Linked DNA regions of Homo sapiens: regions 2, 3, 4 and 5 are each linked to region 1. Evidence: chromatin contacts called from ENCODE Hi-C or POLR2A ChIA-PET data. All regions are on one chromosome and are shown on one strand. The core of a region is the stretch at or near the end of the contact, and the rest is flanking DNA. Distances in the headings are between cores, read along the strand shown. Region 1 holds the start of RC3H2 (ring finger and CCCH-type domains 2). Region 2 overlaps LOC124902266 (a long non-coding RNA gene). Region 3 overlaps LOC105376265 (a long non-coding RNA gene). Region 4 overlaps STRBP (spermatid perinuclear RNA binding protein). Region 5 overlaps STRBP (spermatid perinuclear RNA binding protein).

Region 1 (5,780 bases), core at 1,204-3,703:
TTATCCCAGTTTATACAAAATATCATTTCAACATGTTGTCAATATTAAAATTACTGAGATATTAAAAAAAATCTTGGTACTAAGTCTTTGAAATCTGGTATTTTACACCTAAAGCACATCTCAATTCACAGAAGCCACATTTCAAATCTTCAACTGTCACATGTGGCCACTGGCTAGTACTGGACAGTGCAACTCTAGAATATTTAAATTATAAAGTAATACTTAGAACTTTTATCAGGAAATTGAGGTAAAACTCACACTTACACTTAAAGCTTTAGTAAAATTAGAGACGCTGATCATAACATTCATGAGACTGGATGCAAAACATGAACTTATTTTTAATTTTCAGCTAGCTTTATTTTACCCATGCTTCCTTTTTCCATCACTAAAAAGTGAAACTTCAACACGGTACAAACTAAACAGTAAGTAGTTACTAAAACCTTGTTATGAAGTTTTTTTTAGCGTTCTTAGCTATTGCAAACAATGTAGAAGTTCAACTTTTGAATATAAAATCCTGAGTGTAAAGAAGAATGCTTTGCCAAAATGCAAATTTTTGGTTTTTTCAAAGTGGAAGACAGCAAATTACAAAAGCAGAGTATGATTTAACAAAAATATATGAACAAAGGACGTAAGTCTTCTTACATGTCAGGTTACCACAACAGAAATAACAGATCAGGGGTAACTCAAAGGATCCACTAATGAACACGAGTGTAATTAAATCCTCATAGAACAAGTGCCTGTTTGAATTATAACATCTGCTTTTTCTAAACGTAACTAGAATATGTTTCACATTCTGTCCTCCTAGCAATTTTCCAAACTCTAAAATTTTGAAAACATTAATCTCCAAATCAACGAAAATGTCAATATTGAAAAGCAGTCTTTAACAGGATGTAACGACCTCTATTTCTTCAAAAATTGAACGTGGAAGTAAACAACGTAAGAAAGGCATGTGAAGCTACAACAGTGGTATAGCTTTTTAGACAGCTAAAAGGTTTTTTAAAAAGGAGAATCTATTAATATTCTTAATATCGTAAAAAGCTTTTAACTAAGTTTGTATGTTTAACCATTAAAAGGCTGCACTGGCTAACATTTGTTTCTTTGCTTTTGAGTGACTTTATACCACTGTGGTATAGCAACGTTAGCTTTCTCAGGTTAACCAAAAGTTCCTACTGGAACTTAAAAGTTTGGCCAATACAAAATTGGAAAAAAGATTACTTAAAGCACTTTATTTGGGATACAAACTCACCCACCCACAATGGGTAGGGGGAGAGTAGAAATGAAAAAAAGGAAGGCCGTGGGTAAGGGGAGAGGAGGAATTAAAAAGGGAACCCAAGGGTTATGAAAATATAAATAAATCACTGGATTAGATTTACTTTATGCCAGTGATTACTTGAGTCAATTTTGGTGTGAAGGATTTATCTGCCGGTATCTTAAACGGCTGCCTTGGGATTTGAAGGATGGAAATGACAGCTACCCTCATCTTCTCCCATCCTGAAAGCTAAGGATAGAAAAAAGTACAGCTGCTTCTCTGGGAAACAAAGATGCTTTCTACCATTCTTCTAAGATGGTGGAAGAGTCTCCTCAAGAGGCTACACCAAAAAGGAAAAATGAGAGAGGGAAAGAAGAAAGCCATAGCAGAATTTCCTGGCTGTGTTTCATGCCATTGCTCCTAGCCACAACCCCTGTGCAACCACTCAGGTCCGGCCGTCCCCATCCTGGGAGGTTAAGCCCTCCCAGGGCATTGTTTGGCCGGGGTTCCTATTTACCACTCAGATCGCCTCCACCACCCTCTACGCTAGGGTCTCGGGAAGCCCCAGGGCAGAAAGCTGAAAAGCTAGGAGAAGACTTGGTTTCGAGGACCTCTTCCAAACCCCCTTACTAACTGGTGTAGAAAAGGGAGAGTGAAGCCGGGCCTTTGCTTGGGTGGGTTCGTTAGGGGTCAGAGGCGTCCGCTCGGCCAGTGTCGAAGGAAGGTGGCCATTTGAGCCGGTCGCTCCGCATCGAAAAAGCCCTACCAGAGAGAGGGGCCTCCGCAGGGCCCGGGTTCCATCCGAGTGTCAGGTGCGGCCCTCAGTTCCCAACCCTCGAGGCACCAGGGGCGACAGCGCACAGGCCCCAGGGCTGAGACTGGTCTCCCGCCCGACCGCCGGGGACCAGGCACCCGGGCTGGGGCCCGAGCCGCATCGTGCCCGCCCCCGCCCTACCTGAGGGGGCCCGGGCGGGGTCGCTAAGGGCCGCTCCCGGGAGCCCCGCGACGGCGCGGCTTGGCGACGGAGGCGCCTCGTCTCGCCGGGGCAGAGCTCGGCGGAGGTTTCACGACCTCAAACTCCATCGGGAGCTACAGGGACAGCCCCGTTGGCGGCGGCGAAGGCCGCGACGGGGCCTCCTCCTCCTCCCTCCACCTCCGCCTCCTCCTCCTCCTCCTCCTCACCACGGAGGCGGACCTGGAGGGATCCCGATCTAGCTCTCGCGAGAAGTTACTCCCCACTTAACGCGAGATTACGCAAGCCCGGGAGTCGGGAGTTGGAAGGAAAGCGTAGTAGCCCCAGCCACCCAAACTGCGAATCAACTTCCCTCTGCCTCAGCGGATCCACCCCGATCACGTGACAAGGGAGCCCCGGAGCACTGTGGGAGGTACTGTGAGAAGGACTAGGCAAGCCGAAGGGATTGATGGGAAATTCCCTGCACATTCATCTGCGCCTTGAGCCGGCTTCCTAGACGCTGGTTTGAGCGAGTGTCTTAACTCCCTTCGTGAAAAGCGTGGAATCCATTGAGCAGAATCTGATACATCTGTGTCACATTCTTCTTCACACTCCTGTGATGACATGCCGACAGGATCCCTCAATCCCTTTACAAAGATGTCAAGTAATCTCCCCATTACAAAAACAAGAAGAAAACATGTATTTGGCAGGCACTTCCACATCTCACTTCTTTATTAAAGAGAAAACTCTGTTTCTAGACAAAGAGTCCAAAGTGGGGGGGGGAGGGGGGGAAGAAAGCTCTGAGCTCCTCAAAAGCTGGCAAAAATAAAAAATTTAAGCACAAATTCTGGCATCATATCTCAAATATTTGTTGAAGCTTTTTACACAGCGAACTAAGGTAAGAATTATTCTTACAGTTTATAATTTATAGATGAAACAGACTTGGAATAGGGATATCAGAATTAACATTTATAAACTACTTAGTATGTGTCAGGCAGGTCCTGTGTTAGGTGATATTTAATTTTAAATATTTTAGTTTTATTTACATTTCATTTAATTAGCAAAGTGATCCTAGAAGACAGATACAATGTACCCCTTGTTACTGATGAGAAACTAAAGAATGTAGGCTAGAAAATGACCATGACGCCGGGCGCGGTGGCTGATGCCTGTAATACCAGCACTTTGGGAGGCCGAAGCGGGTGGACCGCCAGGTCAGAAGTTAGAGACCAGTCTGGCCAACATAGTGAAACCCTGGCTCTACTAAAAATACAAAAATTAGCCGGGTGTGGTGGCGGGCACCTGTAATCCCAGCTACTCGGGGGGCTGAGGCAGGAGAATCACTTGAACCCGGGAGACGGAGGTTGCAGTGAGCCGAGACCGCGCCATTGCACTACAGCCAGGCGGGGGGGCAGTGCCAGACTCCGTCTCAACAAAAAAAAGAAGAAAAAAAATGACCATGACTTGTAATTAAACTCAAGGCACTTTCCAATGTGAAATCAGATGCCCAACAACAAAAATATCGAAGTAAACCTACGATAAATTAGAATATGGAAAGGTTGCTTCTACAGTTTTAACAAAATATATAGTTATTACCTATTATATTTGTCTGAATGACAGGCAAAAATCAGTGTTTTTGAAAAAAGATTCATTGGCCACATCGAAGACGTTTCTTCCACACATTATCTTTTTCGTTCTCTTCTCTTTATGAAACATATGCCAGGCCTAGAGAACTGTTAACAACCAATAATTGTTTCAGTAATTTCAACTGGACAGTGATAGGTAATTTACATGTACATATTTGTTTTCCACCCTACTGTGTATATATATATATACACACATATATACATATATGCACATATATACATATATACATACATATAAATATATATACACATATATAGATACATATAAGTATATATACACATATAAACATACACATTATATATACATATATGTACATATTTTTTTTTTTGAGACGGAGTCTCACTCTGTCACACAGGCTGGAGTGCAATGGTGTGATCTCAGCTCACTGCAACCTCCACCTCCTGGGTTCAAGGAATTCTCCTGCCTTAGCCTCCCCAGTAGCTGGAATTACAGGCACCCGTCATCATGCCCGGCTAAATTTCTTTTTTGTATTTTTGTAGAGACGGGTTTTCACCATGTTGGCCAGGCTGGTCTTGAACTCCTGACCTCAGAAGACCCGCCTGCCTCGGCCTCCAAAAGTGCTGGGATTGCAGGCGTGAGCCACCAGTCCAGGCCAAATTTTTCTATTCTACTGGATATATTTACATTTCACTAGACAGAAGAATATATATTTCTGATAATCCGAGATTTTTCAAAGGTGTCCTGGTCACCATATTTATTTTTGAGATGGGGTCTTGCTCCCTCAGTTAGGCTGACTGCAGCGGTGCGATATTGGCTTACTGCAACCTCTGCCTCCCAGGTTCAACGGATTCTCCTGTCTCAGACTCCCGAGTAGCTGGGATTACAGGCAAGCGCTACCATGCCCGGCTAATTTTTGTATTTTTAGTGAAGGGTTTTCATCAGGTTGGCCAGGCTTGTCTCAAACTCCTGACCTCAAGTGATCTGCCAGCCTCGGCCTCCCTAAGTGTTAGGATTACAGGCCTGAGCCTCGGCGCCCGGCGCTGACCACCATATTTAAAATTGCAATTCCATCCCCCTTCTCTGGTACTCCCTATTCCTGATTTTTCTCCAAATTCCTTCTCAAAATTTGACATACATGGATTTTACTTACTTGTTTACTGTTTGTCTCCCTTCACTAAGATGTTTCACAAGAGCAGGAATTTTTGTCTGTATACCTAACTTATATTTCATTGTAAGGACTCAGGAAGTATTTGCTAGATGAATGATTAATGTATAGTCAGGAGAAATTGTATCCTTTAAATTGTATCCTTTAAAATTCAAAGATGAAGACAAAACACATTGTTCTCCATTCCCACCTCCAGTTTATTATTTCTTATGTAAACATGTAAGATAGTTACATCCCAGGAAAAAGGGCAAGTGTTTTTCTCTGACAACGAAGTAACAACTACCTTTTCAAGATCTTTTATATGTAAATGGAGTAAATGAAGAGGCTGAACTCAAACACTTTTCATTTTTCTGTCATATCAGAAACATAAACTAAATGTGAATATGTTAAATGAATAAATTCTATACTTTGTCATACCTGAACTTTAAAAAAAGATTCCATTTTCCTGAAAATTTTTAGACATATCATGCAAACAGACACTCTCCTAGGAATGTTTGGAGATCATTCCGTGCTACTGAACAGGAATAAATAATATAAATAATAACCATCACTTTCACAAAACACCCCTCCCCCAGCAAAAATCTCAAAGTGCTCACAAAAAATTTTACAACAATCTTACAAGGCACACATAAAACTTAAACATAGTTTCAACCAATTTTTTTTCAAATATCCAAGATAGTAGATACTAATTCTTAAAAAATCAGAGTACTATTCTTTTACCCTCTCCTCCCATCTCCATCCTTCCCCCTTCCCCCCACGCCATTTTATAATAGGAAGCAAAAATAAGAAAAGTACTTCAATCACTAGTA
Region 2 (5,780 bases), core at 1,843-4,342, 430 kb after region 1:
AGTCAGCAAGCCTGTCTGAGCCTGGATTTCCTCCTCTGGAAACTTCCTGGGGCTGATCAAGTTATATAAGATGACAGATGTGTGAACACTTTATACCAAGCAAAGTGATGGCTGACAAATGTTAAGTGTGTTTAATTAGCATGTGTGAGTGCCCACTATGTCCCAGGTGTTGTGCTAAGTGCTTAAAAAAACAGGCAATAGCTTTCTGAAACTCCCAACATGCATGGCGGAAGGTATCGTTATCTGAGTTCCAGTGGTGTGCTGGTAAACTGCTGGGGGAAGGTGAGGGGGGATCCCTGATGTGTAATGTTTGCCAATTTCCTTGGTGTAAATACTCCCACTATGGTTGATTTCAAGCTACCAATATGATATCACTGAACACAGAATTGGGAAGAATCTGCACCAATGGATCTCTGTCTTACAGAGGAGGAAACTGAGGTCCAAAGAAATAGGTTGAGTGCCTTGCCCCAGATAATTGGCTGAACCAGGTCAATCTCCCCCTAAATCTCACCACTTAACTACCTCCTAGGGTTGAGTCAAATGGGGTCGCCGAGCCTCAGAGATGGGAGTGACTTGGCCAAGGTCACACCTCATGATGGTCTAGAACTAGGACAGGGCCACACCTCCTTTCTCCCAGTCCAGTGTTCTTCCCATCAAGGGCTCAGGCCAATGTGGGGGCCACACTTGCCCTCCCCTCCTACCCCAAGCTTGCTCAGGAAGGCAACAGAACCTCACTTTACAAAGCGCCAACCCTAGGCTGGGCCCTGTGCCAGATAATTACATACGACATTCTCTCATTGATTATTCCCAGCCGACCTGTGAGGCAGGAATTCTGATTGCTAATTGATGGAGGAGGAAGCCCAGGCTCAGATTGGTGAAGTGACTTTCCCAAGGCTACAGAGCCAGGACGTTGTAAAATTCAAAACCACATCTACAGTCACTCCAAAGCCCACATGCTTTCCTCTCCAGCATTCAGCCGGGCCCTCATCCAGCCCACAGACTGCCTGACTCATGGAGGGCTTTAGATGGAAAGCCCGCAGGCATTCATAGACCCATTTGTTAAAAAACAAAACAAAACAAAACAAAAAGTACCTTTCTCTGCCTCAGTGATTTTTTTTCTTTTTCTTTATTCTTTCTTTTTTGAGATGGAATCTTGCTTTGTCATCCAGGCTGGAGTGCAATGGCACAATCTCGGCTCACTGCAACCTCCGCCTCCTGGCTTCAAGCAATTCTCCTGCCTCAGCCTCCTGTGTAGCTGGGATTACAGGCACGTACCACCACACCCAGCTAATTTTTGTGTTTTTAGTAGAGGCAGGGTTTCACCATGTTGGCCAGGCTGGTCTCAAACTCCTGACCTCAGGTGATCCACCTGCCTCAGCCTCCCAAAGTGCTGGGATTATAGGCATGAGCCACCACGCCTGGCCGTCAGTGATATAATTTTGAATCAGCTATGATTTTTAAACAAATCAATTATCAGGCCCCACACCAGACCATTTGAATCAGGATCTCGGGGGAACCTGACCTCCAAGTGGCTCTGGTGTTCCAAAGCTTCCCAGGGGCTTCTGATGTGCAGCTGGTTTGGGGAACCACTGTCCTGTGTCTTAGTCACTCTTGGTGACAATTGCTGATGGGAAAGCATCAGACCTGAGGGTGAAGAAGGATCCCCAAGTGTTAATAGGCACATGAACCTTGAAAAGGCCAAGACTGTATTGGGCAGGTGGTTATTTCTGAGGTCTGAAATGGACACACATCAGTATCAGCCTCTTCCTGACTGCAGCGGGGACCAAATCTGTCCCCTTGCCACAAAACTGACCTGAGAGCTGAGGGCACTGGACAACCACATGATTCTCCCCCAGCTCAAGAGCGTCTTTCCCTGTCGTATATTAATTTACTCACCGCGTGTTTTAGATCTGCCTCTTGGGGGCCAGATATTGCACTGGGTGTTGGGGAAGCAACAGCGAACAAGGCACGTAGCCACATCCCTCAAGGGGTATACAGACCCATGGTTGTAACTGGACGAAGATGACTATGTTCACCACAATTCCTGGGAAGAGAGGCTGCAGTGTAGACCCCTCTCCCGTTAATGAAATCTATAGCAGAGGATGTATTGTTCATGCCTGGCTTGTGACAGGCTCAAGAAGGAGTTGAGTTTCACATTGAGGTTGACATATTGCAGATAGAGATATGAGTAGAGGAGAGTGAGCTGTGGAAAAGGGATCTCAGGGGGGTTTGCAGAAATAGCAGGGGTGGCAGGTTCTGGCTGGGTCCAGAAGCTTTTAATCTATTACTTGAAAGCATGAGGAAACACCTGAAGGAGACGTGTGTGATATGATGGAATACAATGAGACTGTCAAACTAGCCTGGGGAGGTGGGGGAATCATCGTGACCATTCATTGAGCTGTGATTGTGTGCCAGGTTTTGTGCCACACATGCCATATGCATCATGTCTCAAGTCCTTGTAAACACTTTACAAGATAGACTATTATGCTCATCCTATGGGTCAAGGAAATAGAGGCTCAGAAAGGTAATATGACCTGCCTAAAGACACACAGCTGGTTTGTTGCACAGCCAGAAGTTTTGTTTGTTTGTTTTGTTTTTTGTTTTGAGACAGGGTCTCACTCTGTCACTCAGGCTGGAGTGCAGTGGTGTGATCTTGGCTCATGGCAAACTTCGTCTCCTGGGCTCAAGCGATCCTCCCTGCTACTCTGGGATTGTAGGCATTAATCCTTAACCTCCAGAGTAGCTGGGACTGTAGGAGTGTGCCACCATGCCCAACTAATTTTTAAATTTTTTATAGAGACTAGGTTTTGCCATGTTGTCCAGGCTAGTCTGGAACTCCTGGGCTTAAGTGATCTGATCTGACTGCCTCAGCCTCCCCAAATGCTGAGATTACAGGCGTGAACCACCGGGCCTGGCCAGAGCCAGGATTTGAACCCAAGTTTTTATGATTTGAAAACTCATGCTCAAAGCCCCTACACTGTAGAAGCTGCCTTGGTATCTATTTCTCCCTTATCAGAAGGCCCTCATGCCTACAGTTAGAGGAAGGGACAGAACTTGCATGCACACCAGGCCACCTAACGATGACACACAAGATGAGCATTGTCAACCCCATGTTATGGCTGAGGGACTCAGCCTCAGAGAAGTAAATGAACTTGCCCGAGGTCATAGATGAGAAATAGCAGAACTGGGATTGGAGCCCAGGGTCTTTGCCTGGCCCCACCTGCCCTCTGCCCTCACAGCCCTATTACTCCTTCCATGATGGGGGTGGCAGACATCCCAGGCTGGGTCTCCAGAGCAGGCCCAAGTCTGGGCCTCAGGGCAAGGTCATCAGGAGGCCAAAGAGGGAAATCTTTAAATGGTGTCAGGTTCATTGCCTTTGTGGCAGAAGGAAGAAAAAAGAAGAGGCACAGAAGCAAGGAAGATGGAGCTGATTCCTGCTTAACTCACACCCTCTCGTTTGGCTGAGTCAGCGATGCAGGGAGGCCTCCCTGGCCTCAGCACAGAATCGCAGGAATCTGCAGATCTGCTGGAATTTCTCTGCACTGGCTGGCACGGGAGGTGACGAGAGCAGAGGAAAACGACTGCTGTTTTTATTCTCTGGGGCTGGTTTCTTTCTCTCCCCACTCCCCCCCGGCTTCTTGCTCATGTCTTTGAAAGGCCACTTGTCTCTGACTTGCACAGCACTCAACAGTCTAGAAAGCCCCTACAAAGAGCTCTTCGGTCCCCAAAGTGATTTATGATTTTGAAGTGCTTTTTGGATTATGAAAGGCTAACCTACAATAGCCTCCTCACTGCGGCAACATTTACAAAGTGCTTTGCAAGTCACACGGCATTTTATAGTTTGCAACATTCTTTGCAGCCAAAAGGTGCTTACCTCTCCAGAGGGGACTTCAGAGTTTGCAAACCCTGGTCACACCTCTTCCTTTATTTAAACTGCAGTACAGCTCTGTGATAAAGGCTGATAATAATATCTATCACTCATATGGCGTTCACAGTGTCCTAGATATTCTTATGAGCGCTTTACATACGTTCACACATTAATGGTTCAACAACCCCGCAAGGTTGCCACTATTATGATACCCATTTACAAATAAGGATGTTGAGGCACAGCCAGGTAAACCTTGCCCAAGATCACAGGGCTGTTAAGTAGTGGAGCTTGGATTTGAGGCATTGATGTTTGATAGGATGACGACACATTTTGTATCCATTTTTCATATGAGAAAAACAGAGGTCTAGGGCAGTAGCCAGTTCTGTCATGCCCCCCATGTGACCTCAGACTGGTCTTGGCATGTCTCTCGGTCTCTTTTATCCTTCTCTGCAGAACTGAAAGGATAAGCCCCGCCCTGCTCTCTTCTCAACTCTGAACAAATGTGAGGTGTGGGGGTGATGATGCTGGAGGGAGGAGGCCAAGCCTCAGCACCCCCACCCTGGCCTTGCTGCCTGTGCCAAGGTACCAAGCCTTGCCTCAGCTTTCCCCTCTTGGGTGTGGCTCCACTCTGTACAGAAGGCCACCTGGAGGCCTTTCCTGAGATCTCCTATCTTACAGGTGGAGGGAGAGTAGGGTGATGGGGTGGCATGGAGGAGGGAACTTCACCGAGGGCCCAACTCCCATCTTCTGGGTAAAGTCCTCTAGTGAGAGCCCAGAAAAATCACAAGAGTCCAGCCCCCCAGCCATTGACCAGCTGGAGAAACTGAGGCCCCAAAAGTGGAGGTACTTACAGTCACTCAGAGAAGTGGGTGCAGAGGTGGGGCTGGAATTCATCTCCATGCCCTTCCCATGGCCTGTGCTGGGAGTGTGGCTTCAGATCTGAGAAGGCCTTAGATCATTTGTTCATTCCTTCATTCATTTGTTCATTCATTCTTTCATTCAGCTAGTCAGTCAACAAACATTTCTTGAGTGTCCACTCTGTGTCAGATGCTAGATTTAATAATTGTGGGTATGGCTTGGTCCCTGCCCTCATGGAGTTTATAGTCTAGCACTGTGCTGCCCAGTGCAGTAGCCTCTGGCCACATGTGGCTGTTGAGCAGTTGAAATGCAGCTGTTCCAAACTGAGATGTGTTACAAGTGTGAAATACACACTGGATTTTGAAGACTTAGTATGGAAGAAAGTAAGATATCTCAATGATTATTTATTTATTATTATTTTTTTTTTTAGACAGAGTCTTGCTCTGTTGCCCAGGCTAGAGTGCAGCAGCGCAATCTTGGCTCACTGTAGACTCTGCCTCCTAAGATCAAGCAATTCTCCTGTCTTAGCCTTTTGAGTAGCTGGGACTACAGGCACACGCCACCAATCCTGGCTAATTTTTGCATTTTTAGTAGAGACAGGGTTTCACCACGTTGGTCAGGCTGGTCTTGAACTCCTGACCCTAGGTGATCCGCCTGCCTCGGCCTCTCAAAATGCTGGGATTACAGGCGTGAGCCATGGCACCCAGCCATTAATAATTTTTTTTATCTTGATTACATGTAGGAATGATATTTGGAGTATAGTGGGTTAAACAAAATATTAGATTAACTTCTTCTGCATCTTTTTACTTTCTTAAACAGTAGTTACAGGGGACGGTGGTTCATGTCTGTAATCCCAGCACTTTGGAAGGCTGAGGCAGGAGGATTGCTTGAGTCCAGGATTTTGAGACCAGCCTGAGCTATATAGGAAGACTCCACCTCTACAAGAAATAGAAAAAATTAGCTAGGTGTGGTGGCACACGACTGTAGTCCCAGCTACTCAGGAGGCTGAGGTGGGAGGATTGCTTGAGCCAGAGAGTTCGAGACTGCAGTGAGA
Region 3 (5,780 bases), core at 1,566-4,065, 410 kb after region 1:
CTTCAAATGATATCACCAAGATACTGTCTTTTAGCTGAATGCGGTGGTGACTCATGACTGTAGTTCCAGGTACTTGGGAGGCTGAGGCAGGAGGGTCACTTGAGCCCAGGAGTTCGAGGCTGCAAAGAGCTATGATCTTGCCACTGCACTCCAGTGTGAGTGACAGAATGAGACCCCATCTCAAAAAAAACAAAACAAAACAAAACAAAAGGCACTTCTTTTTCTTTTTCTTTGCGTTGGCTTCATTATTTGTTAGGTTTTTCCCATGAGGTAGAAAAGATGGCCCCCAGTAACTCCAGGCTTACATAAAAACCCCTGAAAGACAACACCTCTTTCCTAATAGTTTGGCAAAGTCCAGGCCGACTCCCCTGCTGTTGGTCATGGCTGTTTGCTTTCAACGCTGTGGGGATGGGGGTTGGAAGGTGCAGAGAAAGAGGAAGGAAGGGCATGACATGTTTTTAGTGTCCACGAATGTGAAGTCCCTCTCAAGCCCATTTACATGTGACAGTGACAGAGCCCATTTACAACCTCAACAAGGAGGGCCAGTCTTGTGCATTGAAACCTCCTGTTTCTGAGCTCTTCATGGGCTTGTATTTTAAAATAATATATATATTTATATATTATAAAATTATATTAAATATGTTTTATATAGATAACATATTAATATAATATAATATAGATAATATATAACATATTTAATATAATTTTATCATATTAATAATTATTAATATATAATTATATATTATAATTATATAAATATTATATAAACTATAAAATATAAACATTATATATAATATAATTATAATATAAATATTATATATAATATATTATAATATAAATATAATATACATATCATATATTATATATAATTATATATTACATATATAATTTGAGAGAGACAGAGAGAGGCAGGTCTCGCAATGTTGCCTAGGCTGGTCTTGAACTTCTGGCCTTAAATGATCCTCTTGCCTTGGCCTCGCAAAGTGCTGGGATTACAAGTGTGAGCCACCACACCCTGCCTCTTCATGGGTTCGAATAGGCAAAGACGGGCAGGATTTGGGAAAGGGTATGGGAAGAATTTGAAGGGGTGAACAACAGCAGCAACAGCTAACATGGTGGAGCTGGCGCTGTGCTAAGTGTTTCCCATAACTGTTTGATGAAATCCTCACCACCAACCTACTATCTTCAACTTTTATTATCCTCACTTGCAGATGTGATTAAGGTTCAGAGAGGTTAGGTAACTCTGCTATGATCACACAGCTGATAAAATGCAGAGCCAGGCCGGGCGCGATGGCTCGTGCCTGTAATCTCAACACTTTGGGAGGCTGAGATGGGCGGATCACGAGGTCAGGAGTTCAAGACCAGCCTGGCCAACATAGTGAAACCCCGTCTCTACTAAAAATACAAAAAATTAGCCGGGCGTGGTGGCGGGTGACTGTAATGCCAGCTACTCAGGAGGCTGAGGCAGGAGAATCACTTGAACCTAGGAGGAGCGGGGGTTGCAGTGAGCGGAGATTGCGTCACCGCACTCCAGCCTGGGCGACAGTGAGACTCTGTCTCAAAAAAAAAAAGCAGAGCCAGGTTCACAGTCGGGCCATGTGGGAGCAGAACGCTTGCATTTAACCACGGCACTGTCTTGCCTCTCAAGGGAGAGAGATGCACAAAGGATGAAGGAAAAAGCCTGAGGAGGCTGGGAGTTGTGGTGCCATGGGAGGTAAAGGTGCCAGGGAAAACTTCCTGAAGGGGGAGTTAACAAAAGAACTTTTATTTATTTTTTATTTTTATTCTTTCTGAGATGGAGTCTCGCTCTGTTGCCCAGGCTGGAGTGCAGTGGCTTGATCTCAGATCACTGCAACCTCCTGCCTCCACCTCCTGAGTAGCTGGGATTACAGGCACCTGCCACCACACCCAGCTAATTTTTGTATTTTTAGTGGAGATGGGGTTTCGCCATGTTGGCCTGGCTGGTCTCGAACTCCTGACCTCAGGTGATCTGCCCACCTTGGCCTCCCAAAGTGTTGGGATTATAGGCGTGAGCCACCGCGCCCGGCCACAAAAGAACTTTTAAGAACAGGATTGTCCAGTGTTCGTTGGAAGGTATATGAATTGCAGCGCTTCTTAAAACCATCCTTCTGACCTCCCTAAATCTCCCTCTGCCTGCTTTGTACACAAATACCTTCTGAGATGGGTTTCTGGTGAAACAGAGGAAGGTGCTGGCTGAGTTCCACGTCTCAGTCAGAGCTGTGTCAAAATGAAACAGCAGGCCTGGGTCAGCGGCCCAAGCCAGACACTAAACGAATTTAGCAGAAGCTGCAGCTCTGATGCAGAGGGGAGTATGAAAAGGCAAGCCATTCCAGAACTCTCCGAAATATTGGGGACAGTGTTACACTTCCATAGGGTGTGAAATATGCATTTGAACTGATATTTTTGAAATAGTCAAGAGGAAGGGAGGCCCCAGCTGACAAATGGATTACACAAAGGTGGTAAACTGATGCCCCAAACCCTGGGAACATCAGCTACCTCTCTACGCCCCCATGCCTCCCCTTGGGCTGGAGTTGGAGGATGAAGACTCTGGGGTATGTTTGGCATGGGGTGGGCTGATGATATATGCAAGAAAAAGGCCAGAGAGCGGCTTGGAGTCCTTGGGTCTCAGTTTCTGGAGGCAAAAACCTTCTTTTTGGTACTGGGGCATAAGGACAGTCAAATGAACTTCTAAGGGGAGGGTCCTTGATGCTGGCTCCCAGATCCTGGGCTGACTTTGCTGCCATTAATGGAAGGGTCCCAGGGCTTGGCGTGGAGCTGACTCTGAAGGCAGGCCTCAATTGGCTCCTGTTCTAAGGAGAAGGGAAGAGAGGGGCAGGGAGCCAGGCAGAACTTGGCAAGGGACAGGGAGGAGGGAATGAGACCAGGCTGGTAAACTCTGATGAGGAGAAAGTCTGGAGCACTGGGCCTGGAATGGGAGGGCAGCCTGGGCCTGGAGGGGCTGCCTCAGAAGCAGCCGAAGCAGCAGCCAGAGCCGGCGAGAGGGAGATGGCAGGAAGCAGGGAGGTAAACTTGTCCCGCTGCCCACCTGGGCAGACTCAAAAGCCATTAGGTTTCCCAGAGCAGCAGGCTTGGTGAGAGATGCATCTTGTCTGCTGCCAGAGGGGAGGTCTGGCCAGGAAGACAGCCAGGAGTCAGATCTCCCAGCTGCAGAGCTCTTAGGTGAGTTCCTAGCTTTGCTCCCTTCCCTCGGTGTCGGCTTCTCCCAGGCTCCGTTTGTTCTTCTTGCTGCCGCTTCTCTCCCTCTATGCTCTCCCTCCGAGGTTTGCAGTGTCACCTGCATCCTGACAACTACCAGAGTTCCAGCTTCTTCCCTGAGTTCTCTCCTGGGAGCCCCTGATCTGGCATCCTTCACCCCATGCTGTGCCACAGACCCTCACATTCAGGGGGTCCCAAATTGAATTCTTCTGCCTCCCTGGGGATAGGGAGCAAAAGGTGACAAGTGCTCTTTTCTTCGTCCCCCAACCCTCACCCGCAAAGGGGAGAGCTATGCGCCAGACCTCAAGCCCCCTGGCGGAGCCAGCTTCCCAGGAATCCGACCCCACCCTTGGCCTCGCGCCTCTCTGCCTCATGCTGGTGCTCTTCTTCCTTTCCATCCAATCTGGGCTCTCCCTCTCGGCTGCCTTCGCACCGTGCTGTGGAAGCCATGGCCCCCGCTCCCCGGGAAAACGCAAGGTGAGGGGATCCTGAGATTTGGTTTGGCCTTGGAGGGAGAGGCCATCCTGAGCTTTAAGTCAACCTAGGAAGGGCATGGGACAGAGGACAGAAACCCAACTGACAGCACAGGGACCTGTTTCCTTCAATTCTCTGTTCCCTGCAGAGATGGCTCCTTGGGGACTGCGCAGAGAAGAGTGAAGGGAAAGATGGTGTCAGAACTTCCTGGGTCCCTCTGTCTAAAACCTCTCAATAAAACCTCATTCCACCCTTATCTCCAACAATCTTTCCCCCTTCAAATCCACTCTTGCTTTTGTATTTACTTTGTAAACAGCTGAGGACCTTCAGCTCTTAGGTTTCCAATTATGACACAATTTTATTTTTCTAGTAACTGCCACCAACAGGACTCCATGAAGCCCTCTGCCTGGCTGGGAGTTATGTGTCTTTGACCACACCTGGGTTCCATTTCTTTCAGATGGTTTTGGCTATAAGAACAGTCTTATTCTAGTTAAGACCTGGTAATTTTAAAACTTCAGGCTCAGGCCGGGCATGGTGGCTCACACCTGCAATCTCAGCACTTTGGGAGGCCGAGGCGGGCAAATCACCTGAGGTCAGGAGTTTGAGACCAGCTTGGTCAACATGGTGAAACCCCGTCTCTACTAAAAATACAAAAATTAGCTGGGCGTGGTGGCGGGCTCCTGTAATCCCAGCTACTCGGGAGGCTGAGGCAGGAGAATCGCAGACCCAGGAGGCAGAGGTTGCAATGAGCCGAGATCATGCCATTGCACTCCAGCCTGGGCAACAAGAGCGAAACTCTGCCTCAAAAACAAATAAACAAAACAAAACAAACAACAACGAAAAACCTTCAGGCTCAGATCTGTTTCAAAATTTAGTTCTTCCTCTGCAAGGCAAGCTGGGCTGGGAGCTCTAAGGGCTTGAAGTGTGAGTGTGTGTGTGTTTTGGGGAGTTCAGAGGTCACACGCACACACACTCACACCCCTTCTCTGGGCTCACCCCTAGGGTTGGGGCTTGAGGAGAAGAAAGAAGGACACAGCTGTCTCTGGACTGACCCTTGGCTAGAAGATTGTGTGGTGCCCCTCCTGTAACCCATGGCTGTGGTGGGCTGAGCTCAAAGCCTGACACCTGGCGGTTGTAGGTGAAGGCCCCTATAGGCCCCACTGATCAGGGACTCAATTCCAGGCCCCTTCCTCAGGCACTGGTGGTTTCTCCCCAGAGAAGTGACACCTTCCAGTTAATCTTTGGCCGGCCCCTGTGCCACACCCCTCCCTTATGTTGAGATTCTTGGACCCGTGCTGAGAGGGTCCAAGCATGGGTTCAAGAATCTGCAGCCCCCGAGTCTTACCTTCCATAGCCTCTGCTCCCAGACCCCCGTGTCTCCCAGGAACCGGAAGCCCAGGGGCCTTTCCCTGGCACTGCTCTCCACAACCCCATCTGATGGCCCTGGGGCTGAGCAGATGTCTGGCCAGGGAATGACACGTGAGTCCCCCCGCTTCTTACAGTCACCCCCAGACTTGATCAGCAGATCAAGTCTCCCCTCCTCTGCAGAGTTCTGAGGGGTAGAGAAGACATTTTTATGTCTGAAAAGGTGTATATGTGCAAATTCTGGTGTCTCTCAAGGTAAAGCTCAACCAGACCGATTTGGCCTCTCTCCCCCTGGGGGACAGAGTCTCAGGGTGGCTCTCACTGGTGACCTCTGGAACAGAAGATTCCTATCAGGACCTCCCATGGTGCCTTTACACCAGCCTTGCCCACAGCATCTTCCCAGACACAGGGCTAGACATCCGGAAGTCAGGGCATCATCCTAACTGCCCTCTCCTCTTTCCTGCCCCACAACATCTCCTCGGTCACCAGACCTACTTCTCTGCTCCTGGTTCAGGTTCAGGTTCATGGCCTGGACGTCAGCACGGGTCTCACTAGTTTCCCTGCCCAAGTTCCTCCCCTCCACTGGCAGTGACCTTCCTAAGCCTTAATCTTAGTTTCATCACTTCCCTTCACATCTGATGGCTCCCTATTACCCAGAGAATCATATTTCAACTTCTTACTTTCAAATTCTAGGCTTCTCTTGA
Region 4 (5,780 bases), core at 1,052-3,551, 320 kb after region 1:
TGCCAAGATTTCTGGAGAAAGAGGACAGAGGTTAATAAGTGGAAACGGGATTTTTAAAGCATGAAAGTATTCTTTATGAGACCATAATGGTAACCATAACATTATAAATATTTCAAAATTCACAGAACTGTATAACAGAATGAACATTATGCAAATTATACTTTAAATAATAACATATCAATATTTGCTCATTAATTTTAGCAAACGTGCCAACAGTAATGTAAGATGTTAAAAATAGGTGGAATTATGAGGTGGGAGTGAGGGGATAGAATGATATGAAAACTTTTTGTATTACATGCTCAATTTTTATGTCAATCTAAAACTCTCCAGTTAAAGAAATACATTAGTTTTTAAAATAATAATATAGTACCACTGTTTCAGGGAGATCTCTTCATACTAATGTTCAACAATCAGGTAATATCTAGACATTATGAGCTCAAAACATTATTATTAAATGTGAAGCAAAATTGGAAAAAAGAAACACAAAAGCATGAGTTCATATAGATAATTCCAATTCAACGTTACAATTTTTTTTTATGAACCTCTTGGATTTTTTTCCTCTTCCACTAAAAATCTTGATTCTTAGTATTTATTTATATTCATATATGTGCTTTATAATTAACAGAAATTACAGGGAACAGTTCAACATTTCTTTGCGGGATAAGCTCTCAGAGGCAAGAAGCCACTTTATTAATGGTTTATTTTTTACTTCTGACACAGGCAGAACCAAAGGTGCTAGAGTAGAGCAACAAAGTAGAAGCAAAGAAGAGTACGCAAGGTGCTCCAGAGATGCTATAGTTAGAAAAATTCCACATGGATTTACACTGGCAGAATTACACTTCACAACATGTTTCAAAATTCCGAGTTCCACAAAATTCAAATGCCACAAAACAAAATACACAGTGAATAAAAAAGAAAACATCTACTCATATTTATATATTAGCTCTAATCTTTACAAGGTGGAGCCCCATTTTATAAAGAAACTAAAAACTAAGAGATTAAGCTAACCAAATTCACACCCACTCATGCCTTGTCTAATCTTGTCTCCAATCATGGGCCCAAATCTTTTTTGTAACTATTTCCTAACAGCTGGACACACCTGTAACAAAAACACAATTCTTCACTCACAGAACAAAACAGCTTTCATTAACTCTCTCGCAGTTCAGGAACTAAACAGGGCTACCTATTACCTCCTGAATCAGATTTCACCTGACTTAATTCAATCCTATCACCCATTGTTCCCATCACTTCTAATTCCAGTCAGACCAGTGAGTTCTCTGTTCTAAAAAATGCCAAGATAATTCCCACCCACAGACATACTCACGATTCATCTTTTCACGCAACTTTCACGGAGCATTTACTACGTGTTCTAGGCCTGTACTCGATACTAAGAGGAGAAAGACAAAACAAGAAATCCCACCTCAAAGAGTTAATAACATTATAGGAAAGAGATACTTGTAACTGATTAGGTAGACTCAAACAAGTACTATACTGGGGTACAAAGTCCTATTGAAAACAGAGGAAGATGTCAAAAAGAAGTGACCAATTGGAACTTACATGTACTGCTGGTAGTAGTGGAAAGTGAAAAAAAGATACTTAAAACTTTTCAGCAGACTCTCCTAAAGCTGAACATACACAGAACCCATGACCCATTAGTTTCACTCCATGTTACATACCTAGAGAAACATATATATTTAAACCAGAGGACGTGCAAATATGTTCATAGCAGTACTTACTTGCATTAGTCAAAAACTGGAAATAGCCTATGTGTCCATCAATAGTACAATGGATAGTGTTATACTCACACAATGAAACAATATGAAATCAACAAAAAATGAAGTCCACAAATATTGAAAGAAATGCTGAAAGAAAGAAACCATACACACACAATTTTGATTACATAAAGTTTGAAAACAGGCAAAACTAGTCAAAACCAGTGATTCAGTGGTGGAGTGGGGAGTGTGCAGTGATGAAGATGAGGACACGGGAGAAGTTTCTGGGTGCTGGCAACGTTCTATTTCTTCTGGGTACCGGTTATAAGGATGAATTCACTTCAAGAAAATTCATCAAGCTATACACACTTATGATTTATGTAGTTTGTTTTACACTTTAACAAAAATTTTACTTACAAAAGACAGATGGGGAAAAAGGAAAACAGAAAAGTAAACTAGCATTTATATTCTAGTAAGTTCCTAGACACCATGGAAATTATTCTATCTAATCACAGCCACCTCTGGAGGTTGTGGTATACACGTGTTATTTCCTTTTTCAGCCCCACATCTGAATCCTCTTTCCTATGTTTGGGGAATCCCCCACCTTATGAGGCAGCGCCTACCTCCAGATGGTGATTCAAAAGCAAATGACTCAAAGAAGCTGGGTCCTCAGAAAATCTATTCTGGCAAGTGAAAGCAGCAAGCACAGCAGCTTCATCCAGTTTCCAGAGACAGTAATTCTACCTACAGTGTCTAGCACCCCCTGATGGTATTGGCGATTCAACCTCGTCTGTGCCTAGAATCTTGTTCCTGGATGCTAACTTCTCAGCCTATTTCTCCAGCCCTCCAAGAGATTCTGTGAGCCACCTAACACCCTGTTCATAAGTTCCTTTCCCAGACTCAATTTCTGTTGCTCACAACTAAAAGTCTTGACTATTACCCCATTTGATAAATGTGAAAAAAAGCTAATAACTTTGAAAAACAGTTTGGTGGTTTTTTATAAAGTTAAATTCACTTATCATACAATCCAGCGCTCCCACACCCAAGGTATTTGCCCAACAGAAATGAAAATGTTTATAGCAAATTTACTCATAATGGCCAAAAACTAGAAATAACCCCAAAATCCATCAACTGGTAAATGAATAAACTGTGGTAAATCCATACACTGGAATACTTCTGGGCAATAAAAAGAAATGCACTCCTGATACATGCAATTACACAGATGCATCTCGAAAGCACAGAGGCTAAATGAAAGAGGTTTGACTAAAAATGAGTCACACTTAAGAAATCAGATCAATGGTTTCCAGGAGCAGGAGGTGAAGAGAGGGAACTGACTACATGGCACTGAAAGGAACGTTTTGTAGTAATGGATATATCTTGATGGTGGTTACATGACTAAGTCTGTCAAAATTCATAGAACCGTATATTCAAAAAAAATGTATTTTACTATATTCAAAGTATACGTCAATAAAAATGACTTTTTTATTATTAAAAGGGACTCAAGAATGGCCAGAAATCTTCCTCAAGGTCACATATATACTAAGCAGATTCAAACTCAGGTTCTAATTCAGATGCCATGCCTTGAAGGTTAAAGAGATCTTGCTAAAGGCACAGAAAAGAGAAGATTGGGAAAGATAAGGGAAACTAAGTTGTCCTTTTCTCCCCAAAACCTAATCAAAATTTTTCAAGGCCTGCCTCAGACCCCCACCTCTGCCATACAGCCATCCATTTACTTATTCCACAAATATATCTTGAATGGTTACTATGTGCCACGCACTGTGACACTTTAGGTTACATCTGTAAACAAAACAGAAATCCCTGCCCTCATGGAGCTTCAGCTTAGCGGTGTTGGGGAGTGAGGGGGTGGCGGGGTGGGGAGGAAGAGCAATGTATCACTGTCTCAGTCCATTTTATGCTATTATAACAGAATACCACAGATTTGGTAATTTATAATGAATAAAAATATATTTGGCTCATGGTTCTAGAGTCTTGGAAATCCAAGACTAAGGGGCCACATCTGGTGAGAGCTTTCTTGCCACGTCATAACATGGTGGAAGGCATCACATGAGCGAGAGAAAGAGATCTAATTCACAGCCTCAAGTTCTTTTATAATCAGCATTAATCCATTCGTGAGAGTAAATTCCTCATGATCTAAACACCTCCTACTAGGTCTCACCTCCCCAAGTTGCTGCGGGGATTAAGTTTCCAACACATGCTTTTTGGGAGACGCATTCAAACCACGGCAATCATAAACATAAGTCAATAATGTACTCAATCAATGTTAAATGTTATGCAAAAATTTAAAAGAGGAGAATCCAGAATGTAGGAGGAGCAAGTTACATAATTAAAGGTAACCAGGGTAAGCTTACTGAATATGGTGAGCTTTGAGGAGATCTGAAAATGGTAAAGAACATTTCCAACAGAAAGAACATCAAGTGCAAAGGCCCTGAGTCTAACACACACCTGTTTGAAGAAGAGCAAGGAGGTGAATGCAGTAAGCCAAAGGATAACAACAACAGATGTGGTCAGAGAGGTAACAGGGTCAGATGAAGTAGGGCCTAGTTTGGCTGTTACTGAGTGAAACAGGGAGGCAATGCAGGGTTTTGAGCAGAAAATGCATATGATCTGACATATTTATTGTTTTCTCTTTTTTTTTTTTTCTTTTTTTTTTTTTTTTGAGATAGAGTCTCACTCTGTCGCTCAGGCTGGAGTGCAGTGGTGCAATCTTGGCTCACTGCAACCTCCGCCTCCCAGGTTCAAGCTGTTCTTGAGCCTCAGCCTCCCAAGTAGCTGGGATTACAGGTATGCACCCCACACCTGGCTAATTTTTGTATTTTTAGTAGAGACAAGGTTTCACCATGTTGGCCAGGCTGGTCTCAAACTCCCAACCTCAGGTCATTCACCCACCTCAGCCTCCCAAAGTGCTGGGATTACAGGCCACTGCACCCGGCCTGATCTGACATATTTCTAAAGGATTATTCTGGCTACTGTGTTGAGCTAGACTGTTGGAGGTAAACATACAGCAGAGGATCTAATTAGAAATCCATCACAACGATGCAGGTGAGACATGATAATCAGACGAGGGTAATGGCAACGGCAGAGATGGTAAGAAGTGTTACGACACTGCAGATATTTTAAGGTGAGGTCAACGAGACTTCCTAGCAGATTGGATGTGGGATGTGAGAAAAGGAGTGTAGGTTAACTCCATCGGTTTTGGCCTAAACAACCGGAGGATGGCATTGCCTTGATCAGAGATGGGGAGACCTATGGGTGGCACATATTTTTAAAGAAAGAAAAGGAGTTGGGTTTTAGACATGTTCCATTTAAAATGTCTAACATCCTGGTGGGCAGGCAGCTGGACACATGGCTCGGAAGGACAAAAAGAAGAGATCTAGGTTAGAGATATCAACTTGGGAGCCAGTTCAAGGATAGTACTTAAAGATGTGTAAGTCTAGATAAAGATCTCCAATGGACACGCCAATTTTTAAAGGCAGGAGAGAAAGGAGTAAATAACAAAGGAAACTGACAAGGATTGACCAATAAAATGTGTGTGTGGGGTTGGGGGACAGGGGGAGCTGCACACAACATGCAGTATCCTGGAAGCCAAAAGTGAATAAAGTGTATTACGGAGGAATGAATAATTGTGTCAAATGCTGGGCATAGGTCAAACAAAATGAGGACTGTGAACTGACTGTTGAATTTAGGCACTTTGATGTTACTAATGACCTTGTCAAGGGCACGTTCAGCTAAGAAGTTTGGGAAATAGAGGAAAAACCTGATTAAAGTTGGCTTAAGAGAGAACAAGATGAAGAAACTTGAACTCTGGTGGAAATGTAAAATGGTACAGCCATTTTTGAAAAACAATTTGGCAGTTCCTCAAAATGTTAAACACAGGGCTATAATATGACCCAGAAAGTCTACCCTACTAAGTATGTAGCCAAGATAATTGAAAAGATACATCCACACAAAAATCTGAACACAAATGTTCACGGCGGCATTTTTTGTAACAGCCAAAATGTGGAACCACCTAAACGTCCATCGACTGATGAATGCACAAACAAAATGTGG
Region 5 (5,780 bases), core at 2,084-4,583, 270 kb after region 1:
CATTTCTCCATCAAAATTGAAAGTGGAAAAGCCAAGTATGTTCTGTCACTTTAAAAACCATATATTAAGACAAAATGATAACATAGTGCCCCCAAAATTAATACAGGAGAATGTGCCAATCAGTAAAATAAATCTGAGTGTCAAGAATGGTACTAAAAAATCAGAGATGGTTTTGAGGGTCAGCTAGTGAATATGAAAGAAAATGATCTAGTAACAAAGCTAAGAAAAACAAACTTAGAATTCATACATCTTGAAAAAAAGACCCCTTTTAAAAGATATACAAATAAAAGAAACTAAATTTTAAAAAGTGAGTGGTGGTGGGGAGCATTCAACAATTCACAAGTTTGGACTTAGAGGCCAACATCTATTTCTGTGGCATTGATATGAAGACAAACTAATATAAAATTATCAAAAGCTGTAATTTAATTGGACCACAGACAATATGCATCTGAAACTGAAGATGATCACAGACTCCCAATCAGTGATGCAATGAGTCCTTGGGGTAGGCTGGCAGGGCAGGTCCTAGAATGACCAGAACCCCAGAATGGTTACCTTCATCCCTGAGGAGCCTTCAGCCTTCAGCAGCATCCTCCAGGGAACATGCCAGCATCATATTTTTCTAAATGCATCCCAGTGTAAAAAAGGTTTGGAGACAAGAAATAAACAGTAATTTCCATTAACAGAACAAAGAGGTGGCAAATTAACTGAGTCTTCAGTTTTAAAAATTACTATCTATGAAAGTCTCTCGTTGATAAGAAAGTCTCTTAGTCGCTAGAAAGTATCTAGGCTGTTTTCAATCTTCCAATTCTTTTCTGCAGTATACCAACCCTTCCAAGAACTTTATAATGGTGAGACCTAGCCTGGAAAAAATGAAGATTCTCAGCAAGATACAACGGAAAAGTTTAAGATGGTACCTTAATGGCCATCTTAATTTGGTAAATATATCCTGAGTACAAATCACCAGAAGTTTGCTTTAACTGTGATGAATTAGTCATTGACCCAGAGTAGCAGTACTCATTTTGTCTGTGTCTATCCTATTAGCTATTAGCAATTCTGGTTAATAATTTTTTCAAAGTCACTACCTATTTCACCTTTTTACAAATTCGCCTAGAGGTGCAGTTAAACTGTACTCACCTGAATCTGAATAGGAAGATTATCTTTGACTGTATTTAACAGGGTCTCTGTGGGTTTGTCTTTGCACATTAAAACCAGCTCCAAGTCCATATCATCTTTAATCAGCAAGCCTTTTGCAACCAGGCCAATCCTCATTACACCACACAATGTCCGACCACCTTGATCCCTAAAAATAAAAGTCTGCATGATTACTTTCACAACCTATTTCCCAAACTATAACTTAATCATCACTTGGCTTCCTGAATACTCTTACAAACTGATAAGGGAGTATGTAAATCCAGACATCCAAGTATCCACAAAATTAAGCCTCAGATTTGAGGCTTATAAAGTATCTATCTTCCCTCAAGGAGTCAATGGGGAACGTATTTCATACTACAGATCTTGTAATTCTTTACTACATTTATATTGCTTAAGAAAACTCAAAAATACTGTATTCTCTTAAATATTTTTTCAAATTGTTCTTTTAAATTTCCTTCTGGCCAGGTGCAGTGGCTCATGCCTGTAATCCCAACACTTTGGGAGGTCAAGGCAGGAGGATCATTTGAGCCCAGTAGTTCAAGACCAACCTGGGCAACACAGTAACACCCTGTTGCCACAAAAAATGTAAAACAATTAGCCAGGTGTAGTGGCATGCACCTGTAGTGCCAGCTATTCAAGAAGCAATGGAGAGAGGATTGTTTGAGCCCAGGAGGTTGAGGCTGCACTGAACCATGTTTGCACCACTGCACTCCAGCGTGGGTGACAGAATGAGACCCTGTCTCAAAAAATAAAAATAAACTTCCTTCTGTGTTAGTAGTAATTAGGCAATTTGTGAGGAACATGAATACCACTGTATATTGGGAAAGAACATCAGCACAGAAATCTAAAAGACCTGGATTCTACTCGTAGTGCCTGCTGACTCAGTATCCACAACAGTAAAATGACTATTGGCTAGATGAGCTAAAGTTCCTCCCAACTATATCATTCTAAAGTGCCTCCCTTTCTATATCAGCTTATGGGGAAAGCAGAAAAATGTGATAAAAGTATAGAGCTAAGGAAGGAAAGATAAACTGCCAGCATATGCATTCCAAATCCAGGAGTAGCTAAAAGAGCAAACACTCAAAGAAATCAAGTCATAAATGGTGCATAAGAAAGGTGCTCATCTATCCTTGATTTTAATTCTAAAAGTTTCTTATTGGTTCATTTCCCTTAATCACAAATGAAAATAGTAACTAAGTTTAACCGTCTTTCAACAAATAAGCAAGTGTTTGGGTATGGCAAACATATTTACAGGAGTTACAGTCTCTCCTGCTCCTGAGGCTTACTCTGTAGTTAAGCAACAAAAGCAGTAACAGTTTAAGTGCCCTATTTAAAAGGGGAAGAGAAAGTAACATCTGAGCACAAACAGGTGTCACATATTCTCATTTAAATCTCACCACAAGCCTCCATTTGCAAGACAAGAAATGTGAGCCTCAGAAAAGTTAATTGTTCAAGTTCACCAAGAAAGTAAAATGGCAAAGCCTAAATTCAAACCTAAGTTGTTTTGACCACAACATTCAGGTCCCTTACATTATATGATTGCTTCCCAAGTTCAGAAAAGGGAGAGGTCAAAATTAGAGATGTCAAGCAAGGCAAACTGAAAGTCTGACTTCAGCAGAATCTTGATCTACCTAGATGGGAAACAGTCATTCTAGCTATAAGCAAAGAATCAGCAGAGTTGGGCAAGAATCAGCAGAGTTGAGAATAAAATGGAAAGGGAGAAGGAAGAGAAACAAATTGTGGCAGTGGAAACTAGAAAGGAAGATAAATAATCCAGCCATGGGTTCAGTGCCTGGCACACTTATAGAGATTCAATAAACATTAAATCAATGAAAAATGTTAAAGGTGGTATAAATATAGAAATAAAAAGCATTTTAAAGCAGGTGACCAAGTGTAGGCAATTGTCTGATATTAACAATAGAGAATCAGTCATCTTTGATTTCTTCTTCCTCTGTATCCTTGTCCTCTCATTCTTCCAAGTCTAATATTGTAATGGTTTATAAATTATCCCTCTATAATCACCATCAAACTTGCAAACCAGTTTCTTCAGGCTTTTATTACCTCTCACGTAGACCACCTCAATAACCTCCTCCTTACTGGCCTTTCTGACCTCTGTCATCTCCAAAGTACTGTATACAGCAACCAGAATAATCTTCCAAAGGCGCTGATTGGATAACACTCTACCTACTAATTCATTGGTGTCCCACTGAACACTTGGACACTTACCATATTGGAAAGCAATTTAGAAAATGACATCGCTTCCTGGTTCAAATCCTGGCTCTGCTACTTACTGTGTGACATTGGACAAATTTCAAATAACTTGACTTCTTTTGAGCCTGCTTCCTCATTTGTAAAACAGGAATAATACCTTTCTCACAGAGTGGTAGTGAGAATATATGTTAACAAACTTTGGCCAGAGCCCAACAGATATTAACAGCTCAATAAACAACAGTTATTATTCCTTAAACAGTTCTATACTTTCTCATACCTAGATCGGTGCTGAGATTTATTTTTTTCTTTCACTTTCACCACATGCCAAAACCCTACCCCTATCCATCCTCTGAGCCTATTCCAAGTGCTACCTCCTTCATGGAGCTTTTGCAGATTTCCAGAACCAGCACATCATCGTCTCTCCCTGCTCTGTACTTTCACATGTTATTCACAGGAAACTGAAGAATAGATGCTAAGAAAACTGGATCTGGAGTCAGAGAAACTTCAATATGAGTCCTGGTTCAACCACACATATTTACTAAGTAGCCTTAAGCAAGTTAAAGTTTGTTAATGATTCTGAGTCACTCTTTTTTTTATAAGCAAGTTTGGAGCACAGGAAATTTCACAAGTAAAACAGGAGTGGAGAAAGGAAGATAATAATATTAGAGACTGGTAGATTTGCTGCAAGATAGTAGGAAAAGTATGTGGTACAATAGTTGGCACTCAATAAACAGTAGCTGTTATTAGCTCAGTTATTAAATTCTAAACCATAATTATGATATACTTGGTCTTATCAGCCCACAGGTAGAAGACAGCATGATTGAGCAAAAAATCAATTCCTAATTCAAACAGTTCTGAATTTCAATTTAAAAATTGGAACATAGCAGTTATTGTAAAGCAAGCAACCCAATGTATTTGAATTTACTATATGTGAATTTAAAATTAAAAACAGAATTCTAATATTCCTAATAATACATATTGTAGGACCTTGTATAAGTTATTTGACTTTTGAATCCATTTTGAAAAAGGTAAAGCATTAAGTTAAATTAAGACAGCATAGGTAAAAGCTGCCTAACCGTGCCTGGCAATGGAAAATGCTTAATTGCTTAATAAATACAAGCTACCCCCCACCCATCTCTGTGTCCTTCAGAGTGGTTAACACTCACCAGGTGCACAATATATGTTTATTACCAGAACACAACTCTGTCCTTGGAATACATGCCAGCCTCTGATATAAGAATAGAATCTCATTCTGCACTCCTTGAGTTCCACCACATGGGAAGGATCATAGGCAAGGGCTCACCCAGGGACTGTTCCACAAAACGGAAAGACTGTACATAGACAACCAAGAGCATCCACACACAGAAGTATAAAATCCAGGCCTGGCATGGTGGCTCATGTCTGTAATCCCAGCACTTTGGGAGGCCAAGGCAGGATAGCTTGAGGTCAGGAATTCGAGACCAAATTCGGCAATGCAGCAAGACTCTGTCTCTCCAAACGAAATTCTTTTTTTTTAAATTAGCCAGGCATGATGGCACACACTTATAGTCCTAGCTATTCAAGAGGCTGATGTAGGAGGATCACTTGAGCCCAGGAGTTCAAGGCTACAATAAGCTATGATCACACTACTACGCTCCAGCCTGGGCAACAGAGCACCCTATCTCTAAAAAAATAAAAATAAAAATAAAACTTCAAATAAAAGTATGGAGCATATTATCCTGTACAAGTCTTTAAATCACAGACCTCATCCAGTTAAGCAAGTCTATAGGAGTGCTTTCCAAAATATGCCAGGCTTGAGAAGAAACAAAATTAGAAAATGTATTAAAAAGACATAAACTTCACTGAAATGTATACTTACAATTAGTAAAAATAGCAAATCTTATGTTATATATTTTACCACAATAAAAAAATTTTTAACATGACATAAACATGTAGCAAAGTGCAACTTAAATCTGGAATACGTGACTATTTAACTTGCACAGGAGCTGAGATACATATAGAACTAAATAATTAGATAACATTACTAATGAACATGAATTCCAAATCTAACAGTAACATTTGTACAGACATCATATATGAGAAAAATTACACATTTCCAAGAACCTTCAGTGACAAGACCATGACCAGACACAATGTATAAACTGCCTGTAAATAGTTTAAAAAAATTGTGCTCTTCAGCAATAAAACTGACACACTGATTATCTTTGATCTGAAGATAAAAAAAGTTATACTATCTTTCAGTGAAGAAAATCCATTTATCAATACTTTCCTATTATTATTTACTTATCACACTGATTTAAAGTTAAAAGCTGCAAAAATTCTGTAACCTCTTTCACTTACAAATTATAGCCAAAGCAATGTTTTTATTCATAGAGTATAGTCAAATGAGCTCCATCTTTCAAAGTTAGACACTTATT

What was found. Hi-C counts contacts between places; a loop is a spot of excess contacts on that map. ChIA-PET counts read pairs that join two places held with the same protein, here RNA polymerase II (POLR2A). Pooled maps may share reads with other maps.
Region 2: a loop to region 1 is called in a map with no recorded cell type, with 5 times the contacts of the local background. The contact joins the enhancer-like site here to the promoter of RC3H2 in region 1. A Hi-C loop is called at or near these places in 6 of 168 maps with a recorded cell type or tissue (B cell, CD4-positive, alpha-beta memory T cell, GM12878 and 2 more), 35 of 37 single-sample maps with no recorded cell type and 16 of 50 pooled maps. POLR2A ChIA-PET finds 5 or more read pairs at or near these places in 8 of 52 experiments (CD4-positive, alpha-beta memory T cell, OCI-LY7, activated B cell and 4 more).
Region 3: a map of naive thymus-derived CD4-positive, alpha-beta T cell shows a loop between it and region 1 (2.6-fold over the local background). The contact joins the enhancer-like site here to the promoter of RC3H2 in region 1. A Hi-C loop is called at or near these places in 2 of 168 maps with a recorded cell type or tissue (CD4-positive, alpha-beta memory T cell and naive thymus-derived CD4-positive, alpha-beta T cell), 2 of 37 single-sample maps with no recorded cell type and 7 of 50 pooled maps. POLR2A ChIA-PET finds 5 or more read pairs at or near these places in 5 of 52 experiments (CD4-positive, alpha-beta memory T cell, IMR-90, activated CD4-positive, alpha-beta T cell and 2 more).
Region 4: a map of Right ventricle myocardium inferior shows a loop between it and region 1 (3-fold over the local background). The contact joins the enhancer-like site here to the promoter of RC3H2 in region 1. A Hi-C loop is called at or near these places in 2 of 168 maps with a recorded cell type or tissue (Right ventricle myocardium inferior and chondrocyte), 28 of 37 single-sample maps with no recorded cell type and 14 of 50 pooled maps. POLR2A ChIA-PET finds 5 or more read pairs at or near these places in 4 of 52 experiments (HepG2, activated B cell, activated CD4-positive, alpha-beta T cell and 1 more).
Region 5: a map of OCI-LY7 shows a loop between it and region 1 (4-fold over the local background). The contact joins the enhancer-like site here to the promoter of RC3H2 in region 1. A Hi-C loop is called at or near these places in 1 of 168 maps with a recorded cell type or tissue (OCI-LY7), 2 of 37 single-sample maps with no recorded cell type and 5 of 50 pooled maps. POLR2A ChIA-PET finds 5 or more read pairs at or near these places in 2 of 52 experiments (A673 and OCI-LY7).

Annotation. Positions count from the first base shown.
Region 1 is chr9:122,902,906-122,908,685 of GRCh38, forward strand. RC3H2 (ring finger and CCCH-type domains 2) reads right to left here and starts at 2,454. Exons shown (of 21, transcript NM_001100588.3): 1 at 2,205-2,454. It overlaps ZBTB6 (zinc finger and BTB domain containing 6), which reads right to left. Exons shown (of 2, transcript NM_006626.6): 2 at 5,151-5,780. RefSeq lists a silencer at 1,909-2,558.
Region 2 is chr9:123,332,284-123,338,063 of GRCh38, forward strand. LOC124902266 (a long non-coding RNA gene) reads right to left here. Exons shown (of 2, transcript XR_007061760.1): 2 at 5,118-5,780. Among named protein-coding and RNA genes, the nearest start is that of CRB2, 21 kb to the right of the region's middle. Within about 2 kb of position 3,093, at least 7 of the 41 ENCODE cell types and tissues checked have a DNase peak (open chromatin) inside an H3K27ac peak, as active enhancers do; they include B cell and OCI-LY7, where a contact is called at or near this core.
Region 3 is chr9:123,316,161-123,321,940 of GRCh38, forward strand. It overlaps LOC105376265 (a long non-coding RNA gene), which reads right to left. Exons shown (of 4, transcript XR_930331.3): 1 at 5,757-5,780. Among named protein-coding and RNA genes, the nearest start is that of CRB2, 37 kb to the right of the region's middle. RefSeq lists an enhancer at 1,990-2,099. Within about 2 kb of position 2,816, at least 6 of the 41 ENCODE cell types and tissues checked have a DNase peak (open chromatin) inside an H3K27ac peak, as active enhancers do.
Region 4 is chr9:123,223,195-123,228,974 of GRCh38, forward strand. All of the region lies in intron 2 of STRBP (spermatid perinuclear RNA binding protein), which reads right to left. Among named protein-coding and RNA genes, the nearest start is that of STRBP, 43 kb to the right of the region's middle. Within about 2 kb of position 2,302, at least 3 of the 41 ENCODE cell types and tissues checked have a DNase peak (open chromatin) inside an H3K27ac peak, as active enhancers do.
Region 5 is chr9:123,172,543-123,178,322 of GRCh38, forward strand. STRBP (spermatid perinuclear RNA binding protein) reads right to left here. Exons shown (of 19, transcript NM_018387.5): 5 at 1,135-1,300. Among named protein-coding and RNA genes, the nearest start is that of MIR600HG, 60 kb to the left of the region's middle. RefSeq lists enhancers at 2,252-2,963, 3,684-3,743. Within about 2 kb of position 3,334, at least 4 of the 41 ENCODE cell types and tissues checked have a DNase peak (open chromatin) inside an H3K27ac peak, as active enhancers do; they include OCI-LY7, where a contact is called at or near this core.